Regions from separate parts of the Homo sapiens genome. Here region 2 is linked to region 1. Evidence: read pairs that join two places in POLR2A ChIA-PET (ENCODE). Cell type or tissue: Panc1. All regions are shown on one strand. Links, peaks and the distances in the headings refer to the core of each region. The heading gives the core; the rest is flanking DNA.

Evidence for each region. Peaks named below come from ENCODE experiments on the same cell type or tissue, not always from the same donor. Only the 100,000 strongest peaks of a DNase experiment are listed, where the experiment ranks them.
Region 2: POLR2A ChIA-PET joins it to region 1 with 7 read pairs; 3 of 35 experiments call an interaction of 5 or more read pairs at or near these places.

The regions. Positions count from the first base shown.
Region 1 is chr17:17,998,574-18,003,951 of GRCh38, reverse strand. The region is part of intron 9 of DRC3 (dynein regulatory complex subunit 3); the gene reads right to left. Among named protein-coding and RNA genes, the nearest start is that of DRC3, 28 kb to the right of the region's middle. In Panc1, for the core only: no CTCF peak of the experiment used is centred there; no DNase peak of the experiment used is centred there.
Region 2 is chr17:17,942,148-17,947,525 of GRCh38, reverse strand. All of the region lies in intron 1 of TOM1L2 (target of myb1 like 2 membrane trafficking protein), which reads left to right. Among named protein-coding and RNA genes, the nearest start is that of TOM1L2, 28 kb to the left of the region's middle. In Panc1, for the core only: no CTCF peak of the experiment used is centred there; no DNase peak of the experiment used is centred there; H3K27ac peaks cover 3,224 bases.

The DNA.
Region 1 (5,378 bases), core at 327-5,326:
AGGCCGGGAGCAGTGGCTTATGCCTGTAATCCCAGCACTTTGGGAGGCCGAGGTGGGTGGATCATGAGGTCAGGAGATTGAGACCATCCTGGCTATCACAGTGAAACCCCATCTATACTAAAAATACAAAAAAAAAAAAAAATTAGCCAGGCATGGTGGCGGGTGCCTGTAGTCCCAGCTACTTGGGAGGCTGAGGCAGGAGAATGGCGTGAACCTGGGAGGTGGGGCTTGCAGTGAGCCGAGATTGTGCCACTGCACTCCAGCCTGGGCGACAGAGTGAGACTCTGTCTCAAAAAAAAAAAAAAAAAAAAAAAGATACTTAAAAACAGAAAATGCAAAGAGGACACCCTGACCTCCCTTTTTCTTCCTGAAAGCAGAAGTTAAATCTCCCATGGGAAAGGTGCCCTCCCTGTACCAGGAGGAAAGAAACCATTCTTTTTTTTTTTTTTTTTTTTTTTTTTTTTTTTAAAGACGTAGTCTCACTCTGTCACCCAGGCTGGAGTGCAGTGGTACGATCTCGGTCACTGCAACCTCTGCCTCCTGAGTTCAAGCAATTCTCTGCCTCAGTCTCCTGAGTAGCTAGGATTACAGGCACCTGCCATTATGACCGGCTAATTTTTTTTGTATTTTTAGTAGAGACGGGGTTTCACCATCTTGGCCAGGCTGGTCTTGAACTCCTGACCTCATGATCCACCCACCTCGGCCTCCCAGAGTGCTGAGATTACAGGTGTGAGCCACTGTGCCCAGCCAAGAAGCCATTCTTATCATCAGAGGGAGGGAGTCCGGGCCAAGGGGAATCTGTGTGAACAAACCTTGTTAAACTAACGCTCATCTGCCTTGTCACTTCTCCACGATGAACTGCCTTAGCCCAAACCTCTTTGTCTTGTCACGTTCTCACAATTCACTACTCTCTGTCCAACTAAGTATATAAGCTTTCGGCCCTAACGGCTTCTTGAGCCTTCATTTTGCTTGTGAATGCTCCCATGTACATGTACAAATTACTCAATAAAATTTGTATGCTTTTCTCGTTTGTCTTATGTCAGTTTAATTCTTGGTCCCAGTCAGTGACCCTGATAAGCTAGAGGAAAAAATTTACCTGCCTTACAACTTCAGAGTTAGGTGAACCTGAATTTGAATCCTGCCTGGGTCACTTAACAGTGTGACCTTGAGAGACCCACTTTCATTCGCTGACTCAGTTTCCTCACTGTAAATGGGGAGAAGCATCTCTGCCTCACGGGGTCCTGGGGATCAGAGGCCGTGTACAGGAAGCACCTGGTGCACAGTGGAGCTCGGCTACCGGAGTCTCCTATAAAAGGCCTATCACAGGCACAGGCCAGGAAAGACCCTGGCAAGGAAAGACAGTTCCAGTCTTTGAGGAGATGAATTGAACCCACACAGAACCCCAGTGAGCAAGTGGAAGCTACTGCTAAATAGATGCTGAGCCCTTTGGAATGAGGGGGTGCTCAGAGGGTATATGGCAACCTGGGGTCCAAACAGCACTGACTACCAGCTGCTTACTAGCAAAGGGCCTGGGTTACCACCAACACCAGATGTGATTTTGGCTTGTTTTTGTTGATGCCTGGTATTAGTCATGAAGGAGGATGGAGTAACAGCATGATTGAAGGGGGCGAATGACATAATAATAGCTACCCTGTCTGGAGAAAAACCAGGCTCGATCCCTACCTCAAGCCTTACATGAAAACAAATTCCTGATGAAGATTCAAATGTAAAAAATTAAACCATAAAAGTGCTAGCAGAAAACCTGGGAGATTTTTTTTTTCTTTGAGACAGAGTCTCACACTGTCACCCAGGCTGGAGTGCAGTGACGTGATCTTGGTTCACTGCAACCTCTGTCTCCCAGTTTCCAGCGATTCTCTCGCCTCAGCTTCCCAAGTAGCTGGGATTATAGGTGCCTGCCACCATGCCCAGTGAATTTTTGCATTTTTAGTAGAGATGGGGTTTCACCATGTTGGCAAGGCTGGTCTCAAACTCCCGGCCCTCAGGTGACCCGCCCGCCTTGGTCTCCCAAAGTGCTGGGATTACATGCATAAGCCACTGCGTCCGGCCAAACCTGGGAGATTTTTAACAAATAATCTGAGATCTTGCCAAATATAACCAGAAGATTGGTAAACTCTACTACCTTAAAAATTTTTTAATTCTTTTAAATTTATTTATGTATTTACTTTTAAGATGGGGTCTTACTATGTTGCCCAGGCTGCTCTCAAACTGCTGGGCTCAAGCGATCTTCCTGCCACAGCTTCCCGAAGTGCTGGGATTACAGTTGTGAACCACCTCCCCCAGCCAAAAAAATTTTTCATTCTGAATGGCAAAAGCACCACAGACAACATTGCAAGATAAAACACAAACCGGGAAAAATATTTGCCATTCATTTCACTGACACAATCTACAAAGAGCTCCTACAAAGTAATAACATTTTTTTTCTTTTTTTGAGACAGACTCTCACTCTATTGCCCAGGCTGGAATGCAGTGGCATGATCTTGGCCCACTGCAACCTCCACCTCCTGGGTTCAAGTGATTCTCCTGCCTCAGCCTCCCAAGTAGCTGGGATTACAGGCATGCATCACCACCCTGGCTAACTTTTGTATTTTTAGTAGAGACGGGGTTTCACCATGTTGTCCAGGCTGCTCTCGAACTCCTGACCTCAGGTGATCCACCCACCTTGGCCTCCGAAAGTGCTGAGATTACAGACGTGAGCTACCACGCCCAGCCAGGTAATAACTTTTTAAAAAAGAAAGGTCTGGTCTGATGGTAGTAGGTTATGAGAACTTATTAAATTTGGTGTCACTGAAGTTGGTATACAGTCTCCCACTGCTAAATTTGACTAGCTAAAAAAAAAAAAGAAAGAAAAAGAAAAAAAGAAAGAAACAGCCAGGTGTGGTGTTGTGTTCCTGTAGTCCCAGCTACTCAGGAGGCTGAGGCACGAGGATTGCTTGAGCCCAGGAGTTCAAGGCTGCAGTGAGCTATAATGGTGCACTGCACTCCAACCTGGGCAATGGAGTTAGACCCTATTCTGAAAATAATAATAATAAATAATTTAAGAAGAGAGAGAGAAACCAAAAACCAAATAGAAAAGTGGGCAAGGGCAAAATATAAGTACAAATAATTCACAGAATAAAAAACACAAATGGTTGTAAAACATGTAAAACGTGTTGCTCATCCCCACTTAAGAGAAAATAAATGCATACTCAGGGTGCACAGATTGGCAAACATGAGGAAGCCTGTGACACTGGCCTGATGACGGCTGTGGAAGGTACAGGTTCTGTAGGTTACAGTTGGACAATAACCATGAAAAAAACCAATGCACAGTTCCACTTCTAGGACTTCATCCTGCAGGTCAAACTTGCACCAACTTATTCAGTGGAACACTAAAAGAGCAAAAGGTTGGGAAAAAACCTAACTGTCCATCAACAGGGACTGGCTAAATAATTATGGCTCACCCATGCAATGCGATATTTTAGCTATAAAAAAAAGAAGCTACTTTTTCATTTTGGAAGGCTCTCCAAGATGCATAATATAGGAAAGCAAAGTACAGAACAAGGCATGCTATGCACACACACACACACACACACACACTCACGTGAAAGCAAAGTACAGAACAGGGCATGCTATGCGCGCACACACACACACACACGAAAGCAAAGTACAGAGCAAGGCATGCTATGCACACACACACACACACACACTCACGTGAAAGCAAAGTACAGAACGGCATGCTATGCACACACACACACACACAGAGGAAAGCAAAGTACAGAACAGGGCATGCTATGCATACATGTACACACACATAGGAAAGCAAAGTACAGAACAAGGCATGCTATGCTCACACACACACACACACACACACACACACGAAAGCAAAGTACAAAACAGGGCATGCTATGCATACACGCACACACACATAGGAAAGCAAAGTACAGAACAGGGCATGCTATGCTCACACACACACACGAAAGCAAAGTACAGAATAGGGCATGCTATGTGCGCGTGTGCACGCACGCACACACACACACACAGAGATACAGGAGTAGGAGGGAGACCGTATCCCCCAGTGGCCATTCTTCAGGCTGTGCCATGTGCACACACTACTCATTCGAGAGTGCAGCTGACTACACACAGACATGCTGTCATCCTTTTGGGCTGACTCTGCTCCAGGCCTTGCACAAGTGCTTTCCCTCTCTGTTTCTCACTACAGTTCTTCAAGGTGGTTATCTCTGTTCTGCAAATGAGGAAATGGAGGCTAGGAGAGGGTCAATAATGTGTCTCTGGGTCACCAGTGAGGAGTCTGCCTGAGCCCCAAGCCTTACATGGCTGCAGCATGACCCTGAAACGTGACTCACTGGGCACCTGGAGCAGTGCACTGTGTGCAATGGATGAGGCCTAATGGGGATGAGTGGGAGGAGCGTAGGAAAACCTATAGGAGAGGGCCTGTCAGGGAGGGAACTGGAGGTCTGCAGGGCCTATGGGGTCTTGGGAACTTCCAAGTCAGTGGCCTCTATCCAGGCTGTGCATGGAAAGCACCCAGGGAACAATGGAAAATCCCTGTGCCAGGCCACAGGGTGCTGCTGGGCCTGAATGTGAGCACATTTCCAGGGCCCAGGGACTCCGCATGCAGGCTGAGCAGGATCCACTGCTCTTGGCTCTAGAAGGGGAGCACTAGGATGGTCAGCTCGTCCGAGGTGGCCTTTGAGGAGCTGGCCCGCAATGAAGGCAGGTGCCTGAACGGAGGAGCAAGTGGCACGTTCCATGTTCCAAGTCAGGCTTGGCATGGCCCATATCCTGCTTCTGCAGAGGGACTCGCTGCTGAGGGGCTGGGTCCCTGCACCAGGCCTCAGGAAGAGCCAGCTAGCTGACACTCCCAAGCCCAGTGGCTACAGGGACCAGATAAATATCAGGAAGGAAGGCTGGACAGGGACTGCGGGACTGGAGACATGACCTGTCCAGAGGGGACAACTGCCACTCAAGCCCTGATGACAGTTGCTTCCAGAGAAGCTGGCAACCACAATTTTTTCTGTGAAATCTGCTAGTTTCTAATGTCAGCAGGATGTTCGAAATGTTTTAAAACCCTATTCAGGCCACATAAAACACATATGTGAGCCAAATGTATTCCTCTGCTGACAGTTTTGAACTTCTGGTTGAATGCAGTAACCCCTGCTCCCTAAAATATAACAAGGAGGGTCTTGAGAATTAAATCGCACAACATGTGAGGCCCTGGAGGTTAATGAGACAGGAATGGGGGTGGCCGTTGGGGAGGCGGGAAGCACATGGGAGTGGATCACCAACTCCATCAGATCTGAAGTTGCGCATCGAGGGACTTTGCTCTACTTTAAGTTCACAACAAGGAAGGGCCTTAAGTT
Region 2 (5,378 bases), core at 53-5,052, 56 kb after region 1:
TCTTGCTGTGTCCTCACATGGTCATTCCTCTGTGCATGCATGATTGGATTAGGGCCCCATTTTAACTTAATCACTTCTTTAAAGACCCTGTCTCCAAATTCAATCAGTCATATTGTGAGGTACTGGTGCTTAGGGCTTCAACATGAGAACTTGAGGATGGCACAATTTAGCCTACAATATTTGCAAAACAGAAAGCTCACTGGCCTGGGCACGGTGGCTCATGTCTATAATCCCAGCACTTTGGGAGGCTGAGGCAGCAGGATCACTTGAGCCCAGGAGTTCAAGACCAGCATGGGCAATATAGTGAGACCCCCCCACCGTATAAAACTGAAAAGCTCACTGGATGGTAGTAGCTCTTCCTATTTAAATCCCAGTTCTAGTGTTCTTTCCTGTTCCTTGCTGAAGATTGTATTTACTGTGTGGGATTGTCCTGAGGGCTGGTATAACTAGTTAGTACTTTCCTAACCCTGAGGCACTTCTGTTAAAATTAGATCAACACTTAGGCTGGCACGGTGGCGTACGCCTGTAATCCCAGCACTTTGGGAGGCTGAGGAGGGCTGATCACTTGAGGTCAGGAGCTCGAGACCAGCCTGGCCAACGTGGTAAAACTCCATTTCTACTAAAAATACAAAAATTAGCCAGGCGTGGTGGCACATCCCTGTAGTCCCAGCTGCTTGGGAGGCTGAGGCAGGAGAATGGCTTGAACCCAGGAGGCAGAGGTTGCAGTGAGCCAAGATTGTGCCATTGCGCTCCAGCCTGGGCGATAGAGTGAGACTCTGTCTTAAAAAAAAAAATTAGATCAATACTTAGACCAATATAATGAGCTGATGTTTAGAGAGCAAAACAGGCCTCCTGCAGCCTCTGCACCCATGAGCCTAGCTTAGGGTCAGTAACTTGTGGTTTAGCAAAAAACAGACTTAACTTTATAATGTTAGCAAAGGATTAAGTTTTAAATATATCAGAATCGAGATGGGAAAGAAACCTAACAAAGTGCTAATAAAAAATAGAATTGGGTAAAAATATTATGTTTCATGAAAGAAGCCAGACACAAACAGCTATATATTGTATGATTGCATTTATAAGAAATGTTCAGAATAGACACATCTATATAGAGAAAAGGCAGATTAGTGGTTGTAGGAGGCTGGGAGAGGGGGAATGGGAAGTGACTGCTAACAGGTACAGGATTTATTTTTAGGATGATGAATATATTCTAGAGTTACATAGTGGTGATGGTTGCACAACTCTGTGAATATATGTACTAATGCCACTGAATTGTACACTTCAAGAGGGTAGATTTCATGGTATGTAAATTATATCTCAATAAAGCTCTTATACAAAATTGAATTACGGCAGGGTGCGGTGGTTTATTCCTATAATCCCAGCACTTTCGGAGGCTGAGGCAGGCAGATTGCTGGAGCCCAGGGGTTGGAGACCAGCCTGGTCTCCAACATGATGAAACCCCGTCTTACCAAAAAATATGAAAAATTTAGCCAGGCAGGCGTGATGGTGCACCCCAGTAGTCCCAGCTACTCATGAGGCTGAGGTGGGAGGATCACCTGAGCCCGGGAGGTTGAGACTGCAGTGAGCCATGATTGTGCCACTGCACTCCAGCCTGGGTGACACTGAGACCTTGTCTCAAAAATAGACATCTTTTTTAAAAAATAAAAAAAGAAAAAAGATTGAATTAGGGTGGTGGCAGACTTATGTGACTAGCTTTTCTTCTTTTTTCTTCCAGTTTTCTATAATTACTTTTTCTCTTTTTTTAAATGGAAAGAGTCCTACATTTCATTAAGATACTTAAGATCCAGTTTTATGTGGTGCTGAATTATAGCTATGCAGAGAAAGTCTCCGTGAAATATTAAGGTCACTTTTGCTCACAAAATATCAATGATTAACTAAGATGTATAGGCTGTAAATAGAGAGAAGATGGGTATGTATGTGATAAGGAAGTTTAATGAAGTTTCATCCTATGTAATGTGGGTCTCCCTAAGAGAGGGTCTATCTTTTCATCAATAGCAGATCTGTGGTCTGTATTGTCTGATGAAGTCCACCTGGTATTGCACATTGAAATCCATGTTTGTTTTGATGTATAAGTGTTCTCTCAGAGAACAGCTACTTCCCAGTTTGACACTGTTTTCAATCCAGTGCCAATGCCAAGAGATTTCTGAGCCATATATATATTTTTAATGTAAGTTAAATAATTCATCAAGGAATGAGAGAGAGAGAGAGAGAGAGTGTGTGTGTGTGTGTGTGTGTGTATGTGTGTGTGTGGTGAAACATTTGGCTCTTTCCACCTAATTTTTAACCTTGTTGGTCCTACTGGCAATCTGTTTCTTAGCTAATGACTGCATAAAATCATCTCTGAAAAGAAAGCTAAAGACTTTTGCATTACCTTTTGCCAGTTTCTGCTTTAAATCCACCCTTTGGTATTTGCAAAGGTCAGATGAGCTATTTTGGTGTCCACGGCCCTGATTAATGGGAAATCCTACATTTCCATTGGCCCCGGAGGATGAAGGATTAGTGTGGCGGCGGCAGTGCGGGCAGCATCTGCTGCAATGTCAGGAGTACGGTGTTGGGAATTGCAGGAGCATCCGGCCTATGAAAAATGGAGGAGGAGGGGAGCTCCACTAGTACTAGCCCCAGATGAGTTTTTCTCCATTGCCATCAGGCAGACATCTCTGGGAGCATTTGTTCTCCTCTGTTAGGCCTTGTCGCTAAGCATTTAATATGGAGAGCACAAGTGCGGACCTCCTGTTTCCCCGCCGGAAGGCTTCCATAGCTCCCTGTTAGTCGGCATGTTTGTGTTCAGCTTTTCACCTCTCCTTGTAGGAGACGTTGGTTTTATACTATGTTAAATAAAAATCATTGTGTTAGCTCATAGATTTTCACAAGAGAAGCAGGTGCCTGGTGCTTTGGGGAGAATAACTCCAAATATGGGAATCTCTTTCCCCACCCAAGAGCAGATGGTCTGCGTTAGTTTGTCTTGTGACCTTTCTTTGCTTCTAAGACACCAAATCTCTGATCCCACGGATCATAAATATTCTTTAGGTTTGCAGCCATGGAGGTGAAGGGAGCGTCAAGCTGTCGGTGTCATTTTCCATTTGTCTGGAACCTTTCAAAGAAACTGTTACAGCATTTTTAGGCACTGAATTAGCCTCCTGCAGCCGTGAGCTTACAGACTCATGAAGGGCACCGCAGCAAGGCTGCCTCAGCCAAGGTCAGGAAGGAGCCCTCTGCTCAGCATCCCTTTGCTCAGCATCCTGCCGTCCTCACCTGTCCACTCACCAGGCAGCCTCTCACGGCAGCCACTTTGTGCCAGGCACCATGATGGCTTGCACAACCCCTGCCTGCCTATCCGGGGGCTGCATTATTTATGTCGCTAGTAGTGTTAATAAGCACCTTGTATTGATCACCTTGTCTGCTGCCTCTCCCTGCCCTAGAGCCCACCTTCTCATCCAGAGGAAGACCCTCAAGTGCAGTGTGGGGGTGCTCTGATAATGTAGCAGCATGCACTGAGAGGGGCAGAGTAAGGACTGCCTTCACAAAGGAGGTGACATCTGAGCTGCTCTCTGGTAGGAGTTTACCTGGAGGGGGAGGGATGTGCAAGGAAGAGAGAACATTGGAGAAAAGGGGCCTGTATGTTTGTGGCAGCTAGACCTTGGGCTCTGGATGTTCACGTGGGGCCCTGGCAAGGGGTAGGAAGTGGAAGTCAGGGCTGGTTAGAGATAGTCACCCTGAGGATCAGGTTGAGGAGTGTAGACCTTATCTGAAGTGAAGTGGGGAGATCTGGGAGGTTTTTAATACTTAGGGGGAAGATGAGATCAGATTTTCTGTTTGGTGCAGACCACCTGGGGCAGTGTGGAGTGTAGACTATGGAAAGAGAGAGTGGAGGAAGTGATAACAATGAGGAGGCTGCAGCAGCAATCCCCAAGAGAGATCTGGAGGCAGCTCAGCCTTCGGGCTCCCCTTTCCATGCATTTGCACTGGCTGCTCCTTCTCTCCTTTGCCTTCACATTCCTACATTCTCTTTTGGATCATCCACATTCTCTCCATACCCAAGTGTTGTTACCTTGCTGAGGCCTTTTCTGCACTCTCCAGGCAGCAGGATTCAGCCCTCTGTCGCACCCCAGCAGCAGGCTGGTCTGCCACTATCTGACCCCTATAGAGACTGCTTTGCCTTCCTAACTCCCTAGCTCTAATTAGCAGCACTTTGGACCCATATCAAGATGGAAAGAAGAAAGGGTTTTTTAAAGTGACTGTTACAGTGGATTGGAGAGGACTCAGAATTTGGGGACAGAACATACCCCAGTTTGAGACCTGCTTCTGCCTTATGCTTTCTCCAGGAGATGAAGTATTTTTTTATTTTTGCTTTTTCTTATCATAGAAAATTTCAAGCATAGATATGAATTGGGAGAACAGTGTAATGAACCTCTGTGTACCCATGACTCAGCTTCTAAGCATCTGGCCAATCCAATCTTGTTTCATCTAATCATCCTCCCCTCCCACTCTGCATTATTTTGAAGCAGATTCCAGGCATCATATTACTTTATAATAATTACTTTATAAATACTGAAATAGATAAAGGGCTCTAAAAGATAAACAGCTTTTTGTTTACTTCTAACAGTCTTCATGTCTCTGAGCCCCAAGTTCTCATCTGTAAAATGGAATGGTGATGGCCCATCCCAGGGCTGTCGCGACTAAAGCTGGCAAAAGCCTTTCCTGGAATTCTGACTGCTTCCTTTTCTATACTAACTACCGTGCTGATGTGACTGCTTATAGTACCATTGTAATGACAATAAGAACAGTCTTTGGAGCAGACAAACCCAAGTCACATTCTCATCCCAACACTGTATCTTTTGGGGCAAATTACTTACTCTGAGCCTACTAAGTAGCCTCATTTTTTAAAATGGGGGACATAATACCTCCCTCATAGGGTTGTTTTGAGATTTAAAAGGGAAGGTGTACATATCGGCCCATACATATCGGCCCATAATAAGATCTTAATACTTAGTAACTAGTATTATAAATGTCCTTTAAATTGATATGATTTTCTGGTTAGTATAGTAATCCTGCGAAGTATATAGTTTTTAATCCCCATTTTACATATGATATGATTGAGGGTTAAAGCCAGGATTAATGAACTTGCCTGAGATCTTGGGGCTAATACATTACAGAGCCAGGAGTTTGAGCCCAGGTCTGCCTGACCCCAAGGCCCCCATCCTTATTACTGCTATTTATTAATGGAACCTTGCAATGTGGCCTTGTGAAAAAGAACATGCTGATCTTGGGTCAGGCAGATCAGGGTCGTCTGGTCCTTACTTTTGTCTGCTGTTTTCAGCTAGTGCTGGTTTTTTATAAGCTGGTGAACTGGATTACAA